Linked DNA regions of Mus musculus: region 1 is linked to region 2. Evidence: chromatin loops called from intact Hi-C (ENCODE). Cell type or tissue: left cerebral cortex. All regions are shown on one strand. Links, peaks and the distances in the headings refer to the core of each region. The heading gives the core; the rest is flanking DNA.

What was found. Peaks named below come from ENCODE experiments on the same cell type or tissue, not always from the same donor. Only the 100,000 strongest peaks of a DNase experiment are listed, where the experiment ranks them.
Region 1: a loop joins it to region 2, with 2.2 times the contacts of the local background. A loop is called at or near these places in 5 of 42 quality-filtered maps.

Annotation. Positions count from the first base shown.
Region 1 is chr2:167,414,763-167,424,849 of GRCm38, reverse strand. Slc9a8 (solute carrier family 9 (sodium/hydrogen exchanger), member 8) reads right to left here and starts at 3,140. Exons shown (of 17, transcript NM_148929.3): 1 at 3,085-3,140; 2 at 553-731. The coding sequence starts at 3,098. In left cerebral cortex, for the core only: CTCF peaks have their summits at 2,693, 5,467 (motif pointing left) and 6,950 (motif pointing right); DNase peaks (open chromatin) are centred at 3,695, 3,943, 5,478, 6,961 and 2 more places; H3K4me3 peaks cover 2,142 bases; H3K27ac peaks cover 1,659 bases.
Region 2 is chr2:167,490,140-167,500,226 of GRCm38, reverse strand. Spata2 (spermatogenesis associated 2) reads left to right here and starts at 7,353. Exons shown (of 3, transcript NM_170756.2): 1 at 7,353-7,468. It also overlaps a transcript of Rnf114 not described here. In left cerebral cortex, for the core only: CTCF peaks have their summits at 2,744 (motif pointing left), 5,548 (motif pointing right) and 5,827 (motif pointing right); DNase peaks (open chromatin) are centred at 7,221, 7,762, 8,146, 8,918 and 1 more place; H3K4me3 peaks cover 2,761 bases; H3K27ac peaks cover 3,415 bases.

The DNA.
Region 1 (10,087 bases), core at 955-8,954, 75 kb after region 2:
CTGAGACCCTGTCTTAACTGCAGACCAGGAAATGTGGTGGCAAGGAAGCACAGCCTTCAGACACACCCCTAAGCCTTTTATCCTTAGATAACCTAAAGTGATCATGTGGCTGCAGCTGCATTTGTAAACACTGGGTGTGGAGGTAAGTACTTGTGGAGGCCTGAGACTTCTTGGGTGTCATTCCTAGAAATGCTTCCTACCTTCTTTGAAACAGACCTCTAGCTGGCCTGGAGCTTTCTGACTGATTCAGACAGTGGATCCACAGGCTCCACCAATGCGACTTCAAGCACACGGCACCACATCCTCCAGAAAGGAAGCTCTTTCTAGGCCAGGCAATGGTAGCACACAGCTTTCATCCCAGGAAATGGGGGGCAAAGGCAGGTGGATCTCTGTGAGTCTGAGCCATCCTGGTCTACAAAGTGAGTTCCATGCCTGTCAGGGCTGGACTTAGGAGAGATGCTGTCTTAAAAAAAAAGTTTCTTCTTTCAAAAGCTAAGACATTGCTCTCTGGAACTGCTAGGCCTGACGTCAGACCCCTGTGGGCTTATTCACCTAGGACGAGGAGGCTGAAGAAAATGGTCATGCCGCTCGACTGCTCCTCCTGCTGGGCCTGCTCTCCCGTCTGCACCGGAAGGATAGGCTTGGCAGGTGTCGGCAGCACCAGCTTCGTGGTGACACCCAAGGTGGTGTGAAGGGTGAAGTTGAAGGTCTCATGGGTTGTGTTGGAGAACCTGTTGGGAGATAGATATACATGCGGCATTCAGATAAAGAAAAGGGCCAAGGAAACAAAACATACACCCTGAACTGTGAGAAAACCCTGATGGTGCAAACAGCAGACAGGCCTTGAAGAGGGAGGAACTCCTGCCTACAAAGCACACCAGAGACTTCTATTATCTTAAACTACAGTCATCCACCCAGAGGTCAGGAAGAGAGGAGAGGGGTCAGGGCTATAGAGAAAGAGTTACAAAAGGCTAAGGCCAGGGATGCAGCTCAGCTGGTATTGCCTGCAGGAAGCCCTGAGTTTGATCTTCAGTACTGTATAAACCAGCTGTGTGGTCCAGGCCTATAGTCCCAGCACAGAGGAGGAAAAGGAGAAGGATCAAGAGTTCGAGGGCATTTTCAGCTACAATACCAGCTTGAGCTACATGTTAGCATAGGCGAACAAAAATGTAAAGCCTGGGGTTACGGAACAGTTGGCTAGGCAACAGGATCATAAGTTCAAAGCTGGCAGGGGCTAGCGAGCTCAAGGCCAGCCCAGGTCTCACTAACTTAGTGAGAGACCCTGTCTCAACTATAAAGTAAAAGGGGTGGGCACAGCGGCACATGCCTTAATCAATGCCAACAAGTTTTCGGCCTATCAAGGAAGCATTCCAGGCCAACCAGAACTGCACAGTGAAACCCTGTCTTATGTAAATGAGTAGAGCACCTGCCCGGCATGCAGCAGACTCTAGATCACCTGCAATCCCTTTCTCCCCACCCAAAACAACAGAAAACAAAGGCAGGCAGGTGTGGGTGTGGTGGTACATGTCTTTAACCCCAGTACTCAAAAAACAGAGGCAGATCTCTTTGAGCTGGAGGCCAGCAGAGCAAGTTCCAGGATAGTCAGATCTACACAGAGAAACCTTGTCTGGGGTTGGGGGGAGGAGGATGCTCTCTGCCCCTTGAACTTAACGAGGGTAGCAGGGTATGTTAATCCATGCCTGTAATCTCTGCACTTGGGAGACAGATGCAGGAAAGCTAAGAGTTCAAGACCAAGGTCACCCTGGCCTACATACTGATACTCAGTGAGGACCAGTTTTATGGGCTACATGAACCTGTCTCAAAAAGAAAAACACAAACAGACTTCTAGGGTGGAACTGGAGTCTCCCTACACCCCAGTTTCAGTATTATTTACTTTCCTAGTCTACAATCTCCTTGAATTTTGGGTGCAGTGTGTGTGTTTGACTAAACTAGGGATTGACCTCAGGAATGGTGGGCAAGATTCCAGCCTTTAACTGACCAAGTCAGCTGAATCTGCCCCGTTTTTCTCCCTAGAATGCCCTAACCTACCCTACCAAACCCTTCTGGAATCTCAAATGGCTCAAGTTTCCTGCTCTGGAACATCCCACTCTATGCAAGGCTTCCGCCTGTGCTCTTAAGGTTAGGTCTGTAAACTAATGTAGTAGTGATGGAATTGTGACCACTGAGCACTGCCTCATTCCAGGACCCCATAAACTGATCAAGCTTCAAGCCCACATCTCAAAGCATTTGGCTCTGTATTACCTCTTTTATCTTGTCCTGCTGAGACTATGTGAATGTCTGGGACAGTACAGCTACACAACAAGATCTAATGACTTTCGCTCCTCAGTGGCCGAAGAGCTACCTGAAATGCTCTTAGTTAAAGTTCGGTATCAATTAAGGGGTTCCTTGTTAATTTTCTGGGGCTCATTTCAAAGAGAGAATTTGTAACACACAACAGTGTCCTGCCAAGCATGAAGATGGACTCGGGCCTTTTTAACACGTCATCTTCCCCATCTCTCCTCTAAGATTTCAAGCTGCGGGTCACGAGACGTCTTTCTCCCACCTAGGGTGGGCTCCTCTTCCCTCATGCTACCCAATTTCCATCCAAGCATCTGGCAAGGTCCAAAAACACCCAGTCCACACAAAAGTCTCCCACTAAAGCCTCGTGGCGGCTCCCTGCGGGCGGCTCCTGACGCCCAGGGCCGAGAAAAACGGTCAACTAGCAGTCAATGAATCAAAGAAACCTGCTGGGGGCAGACAAGAACAATGAAGGTTGCTGATGGTTACGGGGGATGCCAGGGGCTGCTCGTGGCAACGGGAGAACTTCCTGGATCAGGAGGAGGAGAGCCAGGGAACCCTGAGATAACCGGAAACCGGGAGCAGGAAGGACGTTCGCGGCTTCCGCCAGGCCTGCGCGTGGTCAGCAATGTCGGACCTCCGGGAGGCCTCAGGGCCCATGTTCTCATCCCGCCCCCCGCCAACCCTGGCTAGGTGGGCCCGCGCCACTCCACCCGGGCGCTCCAGGCCCGCTGTCGCCCGCCGGCCCGGCCCTGCCGCCTCCGCTACCCGAAGCCGCGCACTCACTCCTCCTCCGCCATCTTCTCCCCTATCCTGCGAGCTTCCGAGACTACAGAGTTCGGCGCCGCAGGGCTAGCGGGGCCGGCGGCTGCTTCCGGTTTCCGCTGCGGGCAGGGGCGGGGCTTGGCCTCCCAGGGCGACCCTCTGCGCTGTCCTCTCTGTGGCCTGGGAGTGGGACGACCTCTGGGGCTTTCTGTGGGCTTTTTCCGGCCAGGCTGTGTGACGATCTGGCCTTGGGACATCCGGACTTTTTTTTTTTTTTTTTTTTCCGGTCCCCGGGCGGGAAAGATTTGGAGGAAACTTTTGAGATCTGGGTGACTCAGCTGTGAGCCAAGCCGTCCGCCCCGCGTGAGAATCCCAGGGCTCAGAATGGGGGAAAGTGGTTTCTCTGGGCGTCCGGGCCGGCTGTGCGGAGCGGAGGGAGTCCGCAGGCGCGTTCCGAGGCGGCCTCAGTTTCCCCTGCTGTGGGGAGAGTAGACAGAGGGTCTTTGAAACGCTAGACAGTGTACTTACTCCGATTATAAAAGTTGAGAGCTAGCAAGGCAGAGGTTGGACATTCCCCATTGGTTTATTGGTTGGTGTGGTAGATGTGAAAATGAGATCCAGGACAACTTGAGGGGTTTCATTCTCGCCTTCCTCCGTGTTGGTCCTCGGCATTGAACTCTGGTAATACGGGTTGGCGGCACCGCCTTTACTCATTGAACTATCCCAACAAATTTTTCTTAACCTTTGTGTGTGCGGGGGTGGGTGGGGTACATTAGGAGGTCCCAGGTTATCAGATGTCTTCCTTACTCACGCTCCACCTTAGTTATGAGACAGTGAACCTGAAACTAGGGACGCGACATAGTGGCTAGCCAACAACTCCCAGGGATCCTCCTTCTCAGTCTCCCTGTCCCTATGGTTACAGATGCCAACAGCTATCCCTGGCTTCTGTGTGGATGTTGGGAATACCAACTGAGGTCCTCGTGCTTGCGTAGCAAGCGCATTGCCCACTGGGCTTTCAACACCGAAGATAACTTGAACTGTCTAGTCTGTATTGCTTAAAACTGGCCTGGTACTGCTGAGGTCTTTATGGGACCTTCTGGGTGTTCTCCTTCAGGGCCCCTTCCACCCTAGGTAGTTCCCCCCCCCCCCCCCACTTAATAACGCTTAACAGATATGTCACTTTCCCAAAGAACGATCCTTCTGTCTCATCCTCTTGAGCAGTTGGGACTGGAGGGTGAGAGACACCCCTCCCCACCCCCATTCAGGCATCTGTCTACTTCTGTACAGGGGTGGAACCTAGGGCAACACATATGGCAGGCAGGTGGTCTTCCATTCAGCTAACATGCCCAAGTTCTCTGTAGAGACCTACTGTATGCTGAGATGTACCTTGTGGGGTTCAGACTATACAAAGGAACTAGGAAAGCCAGGTATAAGGCAAGATAAAATTAAACGAACAAGGGAAGCCTCACACATTAGCTGAGAACAAAAATTCCAGCACAATTAATGTGTGCCAAGAAGGCTGCCCACGTAAAAAAATTTTCATATATGGATATTAAAACTAAGACTGCTGAGATGATTCTGGGTAACAGCTCATGCCACCAGCCGAATGACCTTAGCTTAGTTTCTGTGACACACATGGTGAGAGAGAACTGACCCTTGCAAATTCTCCACACATGGATATGACATGCACACACACTGCTGGATTCTTTGTCAACTTGACAAAAGCTAGAATCATGGAGAGAGAGAGACCATCAATGGAGGAAATGTCTCCATAAGATTCTGCTGTAGGGCATTTTCTTAATTAGTGATTTTTGGAGAATGGCCCAGCCCATTGTGGGTGGGGCCATCCCTGGGCTGGTGGACCTCAGTTCCATAAGAAAGCAGTTTGAGCAGACCAGTAAGCAGCACCCTTCCATGGCCTCTGCTTCAGCTCCTGCCTCCAGGTTCCTGCCCTGCTTGGGTTCCTGTCCTGACTTCCTTTGATGATGGACCGTGCTGTGGAAGTTTATGGCCAAATAAATCATTTTCTCCCCAAGTTGTTTGATCATGGTGTTTCCTTGAAGCAGTAGAAATCCCAAGACACACATCCCAAATAAATGGAATTTTTAAAAACAAAGAACTTGAGAAGGCTTGAACCGGCTGAGTGGTGGCATGTACCTTTAATCCCAGTACTCTGGAGGCAGAGACAGATGGATCTCCTGGGTTTGAGGCCAGCCTGGTTTACAGAATAAGTTCCAGAGCCAGCTGGGACTACATAAAAGACCCTGTCTCAAAGGGTGGTAATAGTAAACAAAGGGCTAGAGAGATGGCTCAGTGGATAAGAACCCTGGTCTCTCTTCCAGAGGTCCTGGCTTCAAGTACCAGCACCACCTGGTGGCTCGCAATGAGCTGTTCCAGGGGATTTGGTACCACCTACTGGCCATTGCAGGTACTGCATGTACATACTGCATAAATATATGTACATACAGGCAAAACACCCATACATATCAATAGAAAAATTTTAAAAATAGTATACTGGGGCCTGCATGTGGTGGTCAGAGGACACTTGTGGAGTCATTTCTATCCTACCTCTGGGTTCTAGGTCCTGAACTCAGGTCTTCAGGCTTGGCTTATGAAGTAGATAGGCTATTCCACCTGCTGTGGAGCCCGTCTCTGCACCTCCCAGCAGTAAGATGTCCTCTTTTTTTTTTTTTTTAAAGATTTATTTATTATATGTAAGTACACTGTAGCTGTCTTCAGACACACCAGAAGAGGGCATCAGATCTCATTACGGATGGTTGTGAGCCACCATGTGGTTGCTGGGATTTGAACTCAGGACCTTCAGAAGAGCAGTCAGTACTCTTAACCGCTGAGCCATCTCTCCAGCCCCAGTAAAGTGTTCTTAAGGCCTGAGCACAGACAGATTACTGAGAGCATGACCTCGCTCCCCACTCACACATTTCCTGGGACTTTCCCAAAAAGACAGATTTCTGTTAGAGAAAGCACCCAAGTTTCCCGTGCAGCCCCTGGGAAAGAGAGTTTCATCTCCTCGGCTACAGTCCCACCATCCTTGGCACATCAGGGCCCAACCACCCAAGAAATTCCTTAGCCGCACTGTGAGCCCTGCCTTCAGAAGTCAGGGGCAGCAGGTAGCTGGGGTTTCTAAAAGCAGCCCAGCTCTCTTAAGCTCACAGCCAAGTGTTCACAGGTGTTTTACCCTTTCCTGGTGCCTCTCTTAAAGAAAACTTCTAAGGGACCAGTGAGTTGGCTCAGGAGGTAAAGGGGCCAATGCCAAGCCCTACGGAACAGAACTAACTCCTGAAAGCTGCTCTGTGGCCTGCACATGTGTGTATGCATACACCAAAGTGTCAAACACAAAACACAGGAAAACGACCTCGTCATACTCATCTTGAATTTTTTTTTCTGTGGCCAGGCCAAAAGTCCTGGGCCTAGGCTGGTAGTGCTTGTGGGTTAAATGGGCCTGCCACCAAGACTGAGGGGCTAAGCTTCACCTGGGACCACATGGTGGGGAAAAAAAAAAAACCAACAACTTTGTTCTTCAGTCACCATATATGTGCCTTGTGGTGGCATGTATGCCTCCCACACACAGTAAATAAATGTCCTGTTCCTTTCGAATCTTGGGACTGAGCATATAGTTCGGTTGGCAGAGTGCTTGCTCAAGTACATGAAAGTTTAAGCCCTAGTCCTGGGGAGACTGAGCTAAAAGGACCAGAGGGTCAAAGGTCATCATCCCCGGCTGTTTAGTGAGATTGAGGCCAGCCTGGGCTACATCAGAGGCCAGCCTGGGCTACATCAGAGGTCAGCCTTGTCTCGAAAGCAGAAAAGAAAAAGAATTCTTCCTGGATTTACCTGAGAGGAAGTCTCTGGAAAGAACTAAGGCTGCAGACTGCAGGGGGCAGTATAGAGCTGTCTCCAGCCACACCGCAGGGTCACCAATAGTGTGAGAGCCCATACCTGCTTGTAATCCAATCTGGCCAATCTGGCCAATCTGGCCAGACTCTGTCAAAAGGGAGAGGGGAAGCACGAGTATTGGGCTTCTGGATCTGCCATTCAGAAGGCATTGCAAGTTCAAGGTCATCCTGCTGTGACTGGCCAGTTCCAGGCCCACCATGATTGTGCATCCAAATCTCTCGTCCCCAAAAGTCAGACAAGGGCTTCAGATCCTCTGAAACGGGAGTTCCCGGTGGGTGTGAGCCACTGTGCCGGTGCTGGGAATGGGACCCATGTCCTCTGCAAGAGCGACAAGCGCTCCTAACAGCTGAGCCTTCTTTCCAGCCCCTCAGGAAAAATGCCAATAAGTTCACCCGGGCCGTGTTGGGAAGTGGAGGAAAGGGTTGGGGAGATGGCTTGGCAGTATAAGGTGCTTTTCAGCCTGAGCTAGGTCCATCGGAGTCATGTAAAGATGGAAGAAAGTCCTCTGACTTCCACATGCACGGAGTCACACACACACACACACACACACACACACACACACAGAGAACTATAAATAAACATTTAAAACTAAGTCAGCCAGGGGTGGTGGCACAAGCCTTTAATCCCAGCACTTGAGAAGCAGAGGCAGGTGGAGCTCTGTGAGTTCCAGGCCAGCCTGATCTACAGAGTGAGTTGCAGGACAGAGCCAGGGCTACACAGAGAAACCTAGTCTCAAAAAATACAGTAAATAAAATAAAATAAAATAGTTCATGGGAGGGTTTCCTTTGGAAGAGAATCGGCTTGGCTGCTTAAGGGTGGTTGGGCAGTTGATTGGCCTAGGGTGGAAGCCCCTGAACCAGGAGGCCTGTGCTTTGACCCACACTGAGCTGATGGCAGGTGGACAAAGATAATGTGGCAGAGGTGGCAAGAGGTGGCCTCCTGGTGCAGACAGAAGTCTGAGTTGGGCCTGGTGGCAGAAACAGGCTTTCACCTGCCAAGGCTTAGGGCTGTTAACAAAAGACACAATAAAAAGAGTGCTTCAGATCTGCCCGCTTGACTCTGAGCTCTTCCTATAGGTGTGATACTGTTGTTTCCTTAATTCCTTATCAGTCATGCCAGCAGATACCAGTATGTCCAAAAGACACAGAGAAGCCAAGATGTCACACAGCAAGCCACTGTCGTGACTGGGATTTAGGTGCAGCCTGGTGTGGACAGTAACTGCTCATGGCTGCCTTGTTTGTCTGCCTCTACACTGGGGCCAAGACCTTCCTTTCATTGGCAGCCCTATGCTCAGTGAGATGTAGCCTTGGCTCTGAGAGGAATAGCCTGGGGCTCTGGCTGGTCACACTGGTTAAGAGCCCCATAGCTCAGATTCTCAGAGAGCTGCCCCTCTAACCCACCCACTGGCCTGCTAAACCAATGCTGAGCTGGGGTTCTGTGAAGGTCATTGGCCTCCCGGTCACACCCCTGCTAGGCCTGGTGCCAACCTCAGCCAACCTTCGGGCTGCTACAGACCTGCCCTCTGGCCTGTGGGAAAGTCCTAGGCTCTTCTCACCTATTCCTGGGTTATTGCCCCAGGAAGGCAAATAGAGTCTTTGAACTTGAGCATGTGTCGTACCAGGCAGAGAGGTCACTGTCAGAAGAGCACAGGCAGCAGAGGCGCCAGGATGCCCGGTCCAGCACCGCTGGAGCTCCAGCCTGCAGCTGCTCTGACAGCACCCCTCCCTAGAAGGCCGTCTGGCTGCAGGGCAAGCTCTGGCCCTGTTCTCTCTTGGTCTTTCCCCTCCTTGTCTGTAAACTTTTTGTTGTCTCAGTTGAAATGCCACCCGGTGGGAGCCCTCCCCTGTTTACTCAGGCTGCATGGCTGTGTCTAAGGAGCCGACAGGAAATATGGTGGGGTTTGGAGCCTGGGCCCCGTGGGGTATAACCCCCACGTCACAGTAGGCGAATGCCTGAGGGTCAACTGCCTTAGGATGAGACCTTTTACATGGTGAAAGGCTTGCGCTGTGGGCTACAACTCTGAGGTTGAGCTCTCAGCCAGCCTCTTGAGGTCTTAGGCTCCATTCATTCCCTGGTAGCAGGGAAAAAAAATCTATCACAAGATTTAGTGGTAGACATCGTTCACCCCAGTACCTGGTGGGCAGAGACAGGCAGATCCTCGAGTTCCAGGCCGGCCTGATCTACATGGCAAGTTCAAAGCCCATCAGGACTGTGTGGTATCATATATTTTATACACACACACACAGACATACATATGCACACACATACATATAAATACACACACATATGCACACACATACATATGCACACACATACACATACATATACACACACAGACACATACACAGACACACACAGACACACACACAGACACACACACACACAGACACACACACACACAGACACACACACACACAGACACACACACAAACACAGACACACACACACTACCAATACTTTGGGCTGTTTGGATGACTCAATACTAAGGTGCCAAGGTCGCCAAGCCTGAGGGCCTGATTTCAATCCCAGAGACACATAGTGAAGAGCAAGAACTACTCTCTCAAGACGTCTTCATGTGGTTGCTGGGAATTGAACTCAGGACCTCCAGAAGAATAGATTGTGCCCTTAACCTCTGAGCCATCTCTCTAGACCCTGAAAAAAATTTTTGTTTTGTTCTGTTTTGTTTTGTTTTTCGAGACAGGGTTTCTCTGTGTAGCCCTGGCTGTCCTGGAACTCACTTTGTAGACCAGGCTGGCCTCAAACTCAGAAATCCGCCTGCCTCTGCCTCCCGAGTGCTGGGATTAAAGACATGTGCCAACCCTGCCTGGCATAAATAAATCTTTAAAAAAATTTTTTTTCATGTCATCTTACTAGGTTGAAATGTGGAGTTTTGAGGACACCTGAAATTCCAAACCTGGGGCACAGTCATTCGTACCTGGCTTTAGAATAAACTATCTCCTTTTCCTTTTGAGGTGAGAACTGTGTTTCCCTGTTGTCACTCCAACCCCATTTCTTTTTGTCTCGGTTCTTCTGTTGTTGTTGTTTTATCATAACATTTTCTTGATGGTCTGGAAGGCTGGGATCGCAGGTGTGGTGGCTTGAATGGCCCCAC
Region 2 (10,087 bases), core at 1,009-9,008:
CACTGACTGCTCTTCCAGAGGTCCTGGGTTCAGTTCCCAGCAACCACATGGTGGCTCACAACCATCTGTAATGGGATCTGATGCCCTCTTCTGGTGTGTCTGAAGACAGCAACAGTGTACCCATATATATAAAATAAATCTAAGAAAGAAAGAAAGAAAGAAAGAAAGAAAGAAAGAAAGAAAGAAAGGAAGAAAGAAAGAGAGAGAGAAAGAAAGAAAAGAAAGAGGCTCACCAATCTGGACAGACAGCTCAGCACTTACTGCTCTTCTAGACGACCTGAGTTGGGCTCCTAGCACCCACATTAGGCAGCTCCCAATCAACTTTAACTCCAGCTTTAAGGGACCTGACCCCCTCTTCTGTCCTCAGTGGGCACTGGTCACAGATGTGCTGTACAGAGTATATGCAGGCAAAACACCTATACACACAAAATTAAATCTTTTTAAAAAAGTTTTAGGGGCTGAAGAGATGGCTCAGAAGAGCTATTATTGCTGGTGTAAAGGACCCAGGTTCAATTCCCAGCACCTCCATGTTAGCTTACAACTATCCATTAACTCCACTTCCAGTGCTCTCTTCTGGCTTCCGTGGGCACCAAGCACATGCACAGTGCACATACACACATGTAGGCAAAACACACAGAAAACAAAACAAATATATATAACTCATTTTTAAAGAAAACCTTTAAAAAATAAAAGGCTTACTGTCCAGAGGGAAGGTCCCTGAAAGATGTGTCAGAGATATTTCATTCAATCAAAAGGAATGGTCAGGTTTCAGGACTCACACCTACAGTCTGAGTGGGCCGATGTAGGAGAACTGCCTTGAGTTCAGGGACAGCATGGTGCTGCATAGCGAGTACTCAGCCTTGGGCACAGTGTAAGGGGACTGTAAGGACAAGCAGTGGGCGTGGGCGTGGCAGAGTGACTGGAGGCCAGTGCTTCTCAACCATCCTAACGCTGCGACCCTTTAATACAGTTCCTCATGCTGTACTGACCCCAGCCATAGAATCATTTCCTTGTTCCTTTATCAATGTTGGTACTGTGCTGAATGGTAGCACACTCTCTGCATATCTGATATGCAGGCCAGCAGAGGGGTTGCAATCACAGGTTGAAAACAGCTGCTCTAGGCTCTTTTCTTTCTTTATTTCTTTCTTTTCTTTTTTTTTTTTTCTTTTTTTTTTTTTTTTTTTGGTTTTGGTTTTGGTTTTCTGAGACAGGGTTTCTCTGTGTAGCCCTGGCTGTCCTGGAACTTACTCTGTAGACCAGGCTGGCCTCGAACTCAGCCTCTGCCTCTCAAGTGCTGGGATTAAAGGCGTGGGCCACCACCACCTGGCTGCTCTAGGGGTATGGGAATCAGGTCAGAAGGAGGGCTGGCACAGTGGGTGGCTTAGGTGCTTGACCTCAGCGATCCCCAGGACTGTGGTGGTAGGAGGTGAGGACTGACTCCACCAGGTTGTACTCTCACCTGCACACCTGTGCTTTGCTGTGCTGTGACACCTCCCCCTTCCCCACCCCAACACAATAATTAATGTAAAAAACAAAACCGATAAGCCCTCAGAAGGTGGCTGCACACAGCTGTAATCCATCACCTAAGTGAGGGCAGAATTTTAGGTCAGCCGAGGCTACAAACCAGGTTTTGGGTGAGAAGGGCTATCTATTAACAACCTACATCCAATACCAATAGCTACTGTTGAGTGCCTGGGCAGACATCTCTTGTCACCTGTATTCATCTGGCTGGCCAGTGCTGATCTCATCCGGAAGCTGACAGTTGAGAAGCCTGAGGCAGAGAGGCTCATTAGACACTGTGAGCTAGCTAGCACTCTGGAAGATCCTACTATGTCCAGCCCCGTGTGTGCCAGGCTCTATACCTTAGCACCTAGTTATGTGCTCCCCTGCAGCTGAGATTTTGTCTCTGGGTTTTTTTCTTGCCTGACTGCTTTCTTCCCTCCAGCTGAAAGGCAGGCCAGACCTGCCCACATGCTTAAAACCCAACCAAAAACTATAGACTTTTATTACTTGAAATACTGGGGATTGAGCCTGGGGTCTTGTGCTATGAGGGCAAGCACTCTACTGCGGAGCTATATAGCCCTGTTTTTCTGTGTTTTTTGGGGGGGTGGGGGTGGGGACAGGGTCTTACTATGCAGCCCTGGCTGTCCTAGAATTTCTGGCCACTCTCCTGCTCTGCCTCCTGAGTACTGGGATGACAAGTACACAACACAGTACCCAGTAAGTTCTCTCTTTTTTCTTTAGACTTGTTTTTATTGGATCTGAAGAGGTGGCGAGGCAGTGAAGAGGGCTGCAGGGCTAGAGATAGCTAAGTGGTTAAGAGACCTGGCTGCTCTGTCACAGGCTCAGGAGGCATTCCTAGCACCTGAAGACTAGCAGTGATCAGTAACTCCAGTTTAGGAGTTACTGATGCTACCCCCTTCTAGCCTCTACTGGCACTGTAGGCATGAGTGCAGATTTACAGAAGGGCACCTGCATACTCTTTGTTTGTTTGTTTTTCAAGACAGGGTTTCTCTGTGTAGCCCTAGCTGTCCTGGAACTCACTCTGTAGACCAGGCTGGCCTCGAACTCAGAAATCCACCCGCCTCTGCCTCCCAAGTGCTGGGATTAAAGGCGTGCGCCACCACTGCCCAGCACATGCATACTCTTACACATAAAAATTAATATTGGCTGAGCAGTGATGGCCCACGCCTCACAGCAGTCTGCAATTCCAGTTCCAGAGGGTGTGAACACCCTGCCCTCTTTTGGTCTCTGTGGGTACTGCATAACATGGTGCACATAGATGCAGGCAAAACATGCATACAAATAATTGAAAACAAGATCTATTTTTATGTGCAGCTGGGTATCAGATCCCCTGGAGCTCCAGTTCCAGATTGTGGGCTGTGTGGTGTAGGTGCTGGGAACTGAACTCTGGTCCTCTGGGAGAACAGCAAGGGTTCTTAACTGTTGAGTGCCTCCCAGTCCCTCCAAACCAGACTACTTACTACACACTATGTAGGTCTCAGACTCGTACTGAACTCACAGCCATTCTCCTGCTTCAGCCTCCCAAGGGCGGGGATGGGAACGACTGGGGAAACAGGCATCTGATCCCACATTCCTGTCTCAGGTTGGTTTTCGATACTTTGACGATGGCTGATGCTTTTTTGTTGTTGTTGTCATCACAGTGTCTCTTGCTTGGAGTATGTTTTGAGGCACTGTGTAGAGCTCCACCGTCCTCTGCAGGTACAGGTTGGCTTGGCGGCTACACCGCTCACCGTCTGCCATTGAGAGCTGACTGTTTACTACTGTAATCACACAGCTTCTTGTGCTGTGTTATCCTCACAGAAGCCAAGGAAGCCCACGGCAGGGGTCACGGGGTAACTACTCTTACTCTTTTGGCCCTTGTTCTGTATGCTACTTTTGTGATTTATGAAAGAAAAGTATAGAAAGAGGTAGGTAGAGTTGGCTCCTAAAGAGTGACGGTGCCTGCCTGTTATCACGTGGCCATTATGTAACTTGCGGATGGATCCTTATGTAATGAAGTCTGGATACTGAGCACAGAAGTCAGCAGTCTTCATTCGTGTAAAAGATGAGAAGTGTATCTCTCTTGAGACTGTCAGTCTTTCTGACAGGAAATGTCAGGCGTTTCCATCCCCGGGGTTCCCTCTTGGCTGTCACAGAACCACAGAGGTGGAAGGGACTTTTCCGCAGCCTTGTGTGAAATACAAGCTTGTCACACTGCCATCACTGACTCAGAGTGCTTTCTTTTCCCCTTTCATTGTTGGGGGGTGGGGCTGGGACAGGTCTCAATGTAACTCAGGCTGGCCCCAACTTATTCTGTAGGCAAGGATAGCCTTGAACTCCTGATTCTCCTTCCCCATCTACTGAGCCCTGAGTTTACAGGCAGGCACCACCACTCCTGGCTCTTAAAAGGGTTTTTGTTGTTTTTAAAGACAGGACTTCTCCATGTAGCCATGGCTGTCCCAGAACTCAGAGAGACCCACCTGCCTCTGCCTCCTGAGCGCTGAGGTTAAAGGGATGTTGCCACCATTCCTAAGCCTCTTTAAAAGTTAATTTTTTCTTTTTAAATTATGTGTATGTGTCTGCCCTGTGAGTGCAGGTGCTCTCTGAATCAAAGGCAAAAGTGTTGGATCCCCTGGAGTTGGAGTTACGGTTATGAGAAGCCTGGTGAGAGCTAGGAATGGAATCGGCTCACTTAAGAAAGCAGTACAGGCTCTGCCCCTACGCTCGCATGTGGATCACACGAAGCTTCTGAGAAGCCACTGGCACTATACTGTTGGTACTGCCATGGCTCTCAGAGAGTGACTACTGCAGTCAAAGAGCTCCAGCTGGACTGCCCCCAGTCAGACATGCACGCAGCTCCTGGGGAAGAAGATGGAGAGGAACTCAGAGCCTGGCGCAGACCTCGGATGAATACATATGTGACCTGCTGTGCTGAGAGCTGACATCAGATTATCTATGGGTGCTGTGAGGAGCCACAAGAGACAGGCCCTAGACCTCTGGCTGGACAAATCAGAACTTCAGAAAGAAAACAGGACTGAGTTGAGGCTGGACACCAGTAAGCAAGACAGGGAGAGGTGCTGGGTAGGGCATCTACAGCCTGGTATCAGGGATGGGGAGGCCAGAGGGATGAAAAAGCGAGATGTAGTGGTGCGCACCTTTAATCCCAGTACTCAGGAGGCAGAGGCAGGTGGCTCTCTCTGAGTTTGAGCCTAGCCTGGTCTACAGAGTGAGTTCCAGGCAGGACAGCCAGGGCTACAGAGAGACTGTCTTGAAAAAAAGAAAAAAACCAAAAGTCCAGTCAATGACAAATGATGCTTAATGTCTTACATTTTAAAACTTATTTTGTAGCTGGGTAGTGGTGGTGCATGCCTTTAATCCCAGCACTTGGGAGGCAGAGGCAGGCAGATTTCTGAGTTCGAGGCCAGCCTGGTCTACAGAGTGAGTTCCTGGACAGCCAGGGCTACACAGAGAAACCCTCTCTCACAAAAACAACAAAAAATTATTTTGTGTGTATGAACATTTTTTTTTTTTTGGTCTGAATGTATGTCTGTGCACCACATGTGTGCAATGCCCTCAGAGGCCAGCCAGCCAGCGGGTGTCTAATTCCCTGGGTCTGGCATGTGGATCTGGGGAACCCAGGTCCTCTGCAGTTCATCTCAGGGAGTTGCCACTAAATGTGGCAATTAGGGGTTTAGAGAAAGCTGTGAAGAGTCAGGTGGCAAGCTGTCAGCAGGTGTAGACTGTGCAGGTCCTGCAGGAAAATCAGCGATTGTTTTGCCCACCTGGTTTCCATGATTAGGGAACTAAAACTCCAGCTTCATTCAGGAGATAAGAGGCAGGCTGAGCTCCACGAGTCGAAGAGTAGCCTGGACTGCAAATGAGTTCCAGGCCAGCAGGTTAACACCAAGCTCTTGACTGACCTAGACTACCCATCTCTAACATCAAGTCCTTTAGGGCCTTGGTGCCTGTGCTCACTGTGAACTAAGCAGTTTCTATTATTATTATTTTAAAGATTTATGAGTGTACACCTGCATGCCAGAAGAGGGCATCAGATCCCATTATAGATGGCTATGAGCTTCTTCATGTGGTTGCTGGGAATTGAACTCAAGACCTCTGGAACCGCAGGCAGTGCTCTTAACCACTGAGCCATCTCTCCAGCCCCACTAAGTAGTTTCTTTTTTTTTTAATTTTTAAAAATGATTTATTTACTTATTTTATGTATATGAGTACACTGTAGCTGTACAGATGGTTGTGAGCCATCTTGTGGTTGCTGGGAATTGAACTCAGGACCTCTGCTCACTCTGGCCCAAAGATTTATTTATTATTATATGTAAGTACACTAGCTGTCTTCAAGACACACCAGAAGAGGGCATCAGATCTCATTACGGATGGTTGTGAGCCACCATGTGGTTGCTCAAATTTGAACTAAGGACCTTCCAAAGAGCAGTCATTGCTCTTAACCACTGAGCCATCTCTCCGGCCAACTAAGCAGTTTCTTTTCTTTTCTTTTCTTTTTTTTTTTTTCTTTTTGGTTTTTTTGAGACAGGGTTTCTCTGTATAGCCGTGGCTGTCCTGGAACTCACTCTGTAGACCAGGCTGGCCTCGAACTCAGAGATCTGCCTGCCTCTGCCTCCCAAGTGCTGGGATTAAAGGCATGCACCACCACTGCCTGGCTAGCAGTTTCTATGTAATTCATTCTGGCTACATCTCACCAGGGAGCTGGTATTATTATTGTTGTTGTTGCTATTGCTTTTAGCAGGTATTATGATGCAGGTCAGAGACTAAGTGGCAAGATCAAGGACACACTGCTAGTAGCCAGTTAAGTCCACACTGGGTGTCTCCCCACCCTCTTTTTTTCCTTGTTTGGAATGGAACCCAGGAAATACACACAATCTAGACAAGGGTTCTAGGACTGGGCTGCAGCTCCAACCTTTTATTTATTTATTTATTTTTTTGAGGGAGGAGCTCGATAAGTTACTCACCCTAGCTTTAAACTCACACTCCTCCTGACTCAGCTTTCCAAATAGTTAGGATTACAGAACCACACAGTGAGGTCGTCTATGAATTAATAGGAATCTACTATTTCCATTAATAATAATAATGCCCAGTTATTACTTGAGAAAGAGTTTCCCTATGTAGCAATTTCCTTTTACCTATATGAGCATGTTGCCTGAATCTACCTATGTGCATCACGTACATGCCAGATAACCGTGGAGGTGAGAGGTCAGATCCGCTGGTACTGGTGTTAATGGATGGTTGTAACCCGCCACGTGGGTGCTGGGAACGGAACCCAGGTACTCTGCAAGCAACAAGTGCAAACTGCAGAGCCCTCTCCTAAGCCTTTTTGACCCCGCCACCCCACCCCACCGGCATCCTTAACCTCCATAGCCAGCAGTAACACCCAAGGCCCTCTCCAGTCTCGCATGACCTCCGTCGTTCCTTCATTGAAATGGGATCGCAGGTCTTCCTGTCAGTCCGGGCTCTCCAGCACTGTCCTGACCAAGGGGAAGTTGATGAGGTGAAAAAAAACCCCAAGAAAACAAAAACCAATCTCCCCGCTCGCTCAGCAACCTGTTTCCATGACAACCCGGCCAGCCAGCGTCGGTGAAGCTCCGCGCGTCACTTCCAGTTAATTTGCTTCCGGGTTCCGCTCGTGCCTCCCCGCGGTCCCTAGGAGTGAGGTCCGGTTCTACGGAGAAGCGCTTGCCCTCCGCCTACTGCCGCCGCCTCTCCGTTCCTCGCGTACACCAGCTCGCCACAGGCTTCCGCCGCTCACGCCTGGGCCCAGCGCGCAGCCGCGATCCAGCCTTCCTCAGGGCCCGCCTTCGTGCGTCACTTCCGGAACAAATACTTCCGGGCTGCTTTTGCCCCCGGTACTGTTCTCGGTTCCCGGAGCCGGCGGGAGCGGCCGGGCCGTGTGGGCCTGTGCTTTGGAGGCGCTCGCTTTCCTGGCAGGCAGCGGTGGGTGAGTGCGGGTGGGGCAGGAGGGTGGACCCCTGCGCGCGCTGTCACCGGCCAGGCCCTCGGCTCTGTCCCGCGGCCGCGGCGGCTCCGGGCGGCTGGTCGCAGCACTGGCTCCCCGGTGATGGCACACGCGCCCCCGGCGCCCCCGGCGCCCCCGGGGGCAGGCACCGCGCTATGGCTCTCAGTAGGGAGGGGAGGCTGATCTAGCTTTGGATTTACCGAGTGACCTTGGCTGAGTCGCTCTGCTTCGGGATCCTTGGTCTCCCGGTCTATGGAGGAGGGACGCGGCGGCCTTCCGGGCCCGCGGTGGGCGTGGAAAGAGGACCCGGGTGTTGCACGGTGTCGGGGTGCAGCAGCGATGTTATGACAGGTCCCGGTATTTCAGTGACAGACGGAGGGGCGTTTGCGAGAGCTTGCCCAGTTTGTGCGATGCCCTGGGTTCTGACCCTAGTCCCCAGCACCACCGACAAAAGACACCACCAGTGGGAACTCCTTCCTTTGAGCTTGGGCGTTTTCCCCGCTGCCATGTCGGTCAGAGGAAGACGGCTCGCAGAGCTTGGAGTAGCCGCCACAGGTTTACATTCCCTGTAGAGAGGGGACTTGGCTCCCTTCAGAACCGAGAGAGGCTCTCCGGGGAGGGAAGCCAGGCTCCAGCACAGCCAAGGTTGTTTTCAGAGCTTTGGAAGGCCCCGGTGGCAGTGTTTCTGTAGGCTAGTAGGGGTGTAGGGCCCTTGTATTGTTTTACAGCCAGTAGGAGATGCCAGGGGTGGATCTGGGAGCCTCTTGCTTAGAATGAATGCATAGAGGTTGGGAGGAGGGAACGGTGGTAGAGCCACATCCCTGATCCTGTGTGGAGACTGAAGCTGGATCAGGGATGTGTAAACATGTAGTTGGAGAACTGGGACCCAAATAGCATGTGCCAGTATAGAGAGGGAATGCATTTCAGCGTTGCCACGGGGCTTATTTTTCTTGAGTGGGCCAGCAAAGATAAAGGTGAACCATTGCTCTCCTTCCCGGATTATTTTGGTTCTGTTTAGCTGAATTTTAAATGCGTTCAGCTTTCCACACTGGGTCCTGGCGACTGTGCGCCAGCCTCGTCTTCACTGAATTGCTTTACAAAGGGGCCCAGATAAGTGCAGGAGGTGCCACCCAGAGCCGATGGCACTAAGCATCCTTCTGCTTATGTGTTCCGGATATTCACAGAGCTTTATTTTTTTCCCCCTGCCAGCCTGGTATGGCTTGGCATTCCAGTCATTGGGTTGCTTGGAGAAATTAACAGCTTCTGTCTCTGGGCTGTCTTGCTCTCCAGTAACCAGGCTGTGTTTAGCAAAGAACGTGTTTTTTGTTGTGTTTTCTAGAGTGTTGGGAATAAATTGCTGGCTCTGTGCTCAGAAAAGACAGCAGTTAGGGCCAGCCACAAGGCAGCCTGTATTCTTATTCAGCAGGGATGATGTAACTGCCTCACTGCTGGCTGGTCTCTGGCCAGCCTTTCTCCTGGGCTTTTGAGCTTACATCACAAAGAGATTGGTGTGGGAAGATGGCAGTTTTGCTACTACCAGACTTTGCTTCCCAGCCATAGGGCGTTTTGACTGACCAAGCCTCTCAAGGAGCCCAGTCCAGAAGATGCAGCAAGAAGATGGCTTTTGCCTAGGGTTAGATTCAAATCCAGGTCTCAGATCCGCTCCTTCTTGGCCCTGTGACTTCAGTTTCTTCTGAAATATTAGAGTCATCCTATGGATCTTACTGATTTTTGAGCAGCTGGCACGGGGCCTGCTTGTGGTGACCCCTTTGTAATTGGTACCAATTGTAGCCAGAAACAAGTGAGCTGAATGAGAGGAAGTCAGTTCTTGGGGCCTGTTGGCCCTTTTGGCTCTGCCAGAGACATTGATTGCAGCTGAGCCTCTGTTTCCCCAATTGCTTCAAGGATGCAGTGGCAGATGTGATTAAACTGGGGAGCCTGTCGTGCCACTTGGAACGTAGTAGGCCCTTGTTCACTGTTTCATTCTCTTACCCCGCTTTGTGTGGTTGTTTTCTGGTGTTCACACCTGTGCATCTAGCCAAAGAGGAAGCCAGAGATTGCATGACTTTCTCTTAATCTTTCCACTTTAAATTTTCTTTCATTATTTTTATTTTATGTGATTGGGTATTTTGTTTTCATGCATGTTTGGACTGTGAGTCTCTAAAAGAGTGTCAGATTCCCTGGGGCTAGAGTTACAGGCTGTTGTAAGCCCCCATGTGGGTTCTGGGAATTAAATCCAGGTTCTCTGTAAAAGCAGACAGTGCTTTTAACCATTGAGCAATCTCTCCACACCTCTCCCACCACGCACACACATTTTTTTTAGGAAGACATTATTTTTATTAGATATTTTCTTCATTTACATTTCAAATGCTATCCCCAAAGCCCCCTATACCCTCTCTCCGCCCCATTTTTTTTTTTAATGTGTATATGCCTGTGCACTCTGGGCATCCGGGTGTGCACAGAAGTCAGAAGAGGGAGTTGGATCCTCTGGCACTGGAGTTATGGGCAGCTGTGAGCCATTATATGGGTGCTGGAAATCAAGCGCAAGTTCCCTGTAAGGACAGGTGTTTTTAACCACCGAGCCATCTCTCCAGCCACCAC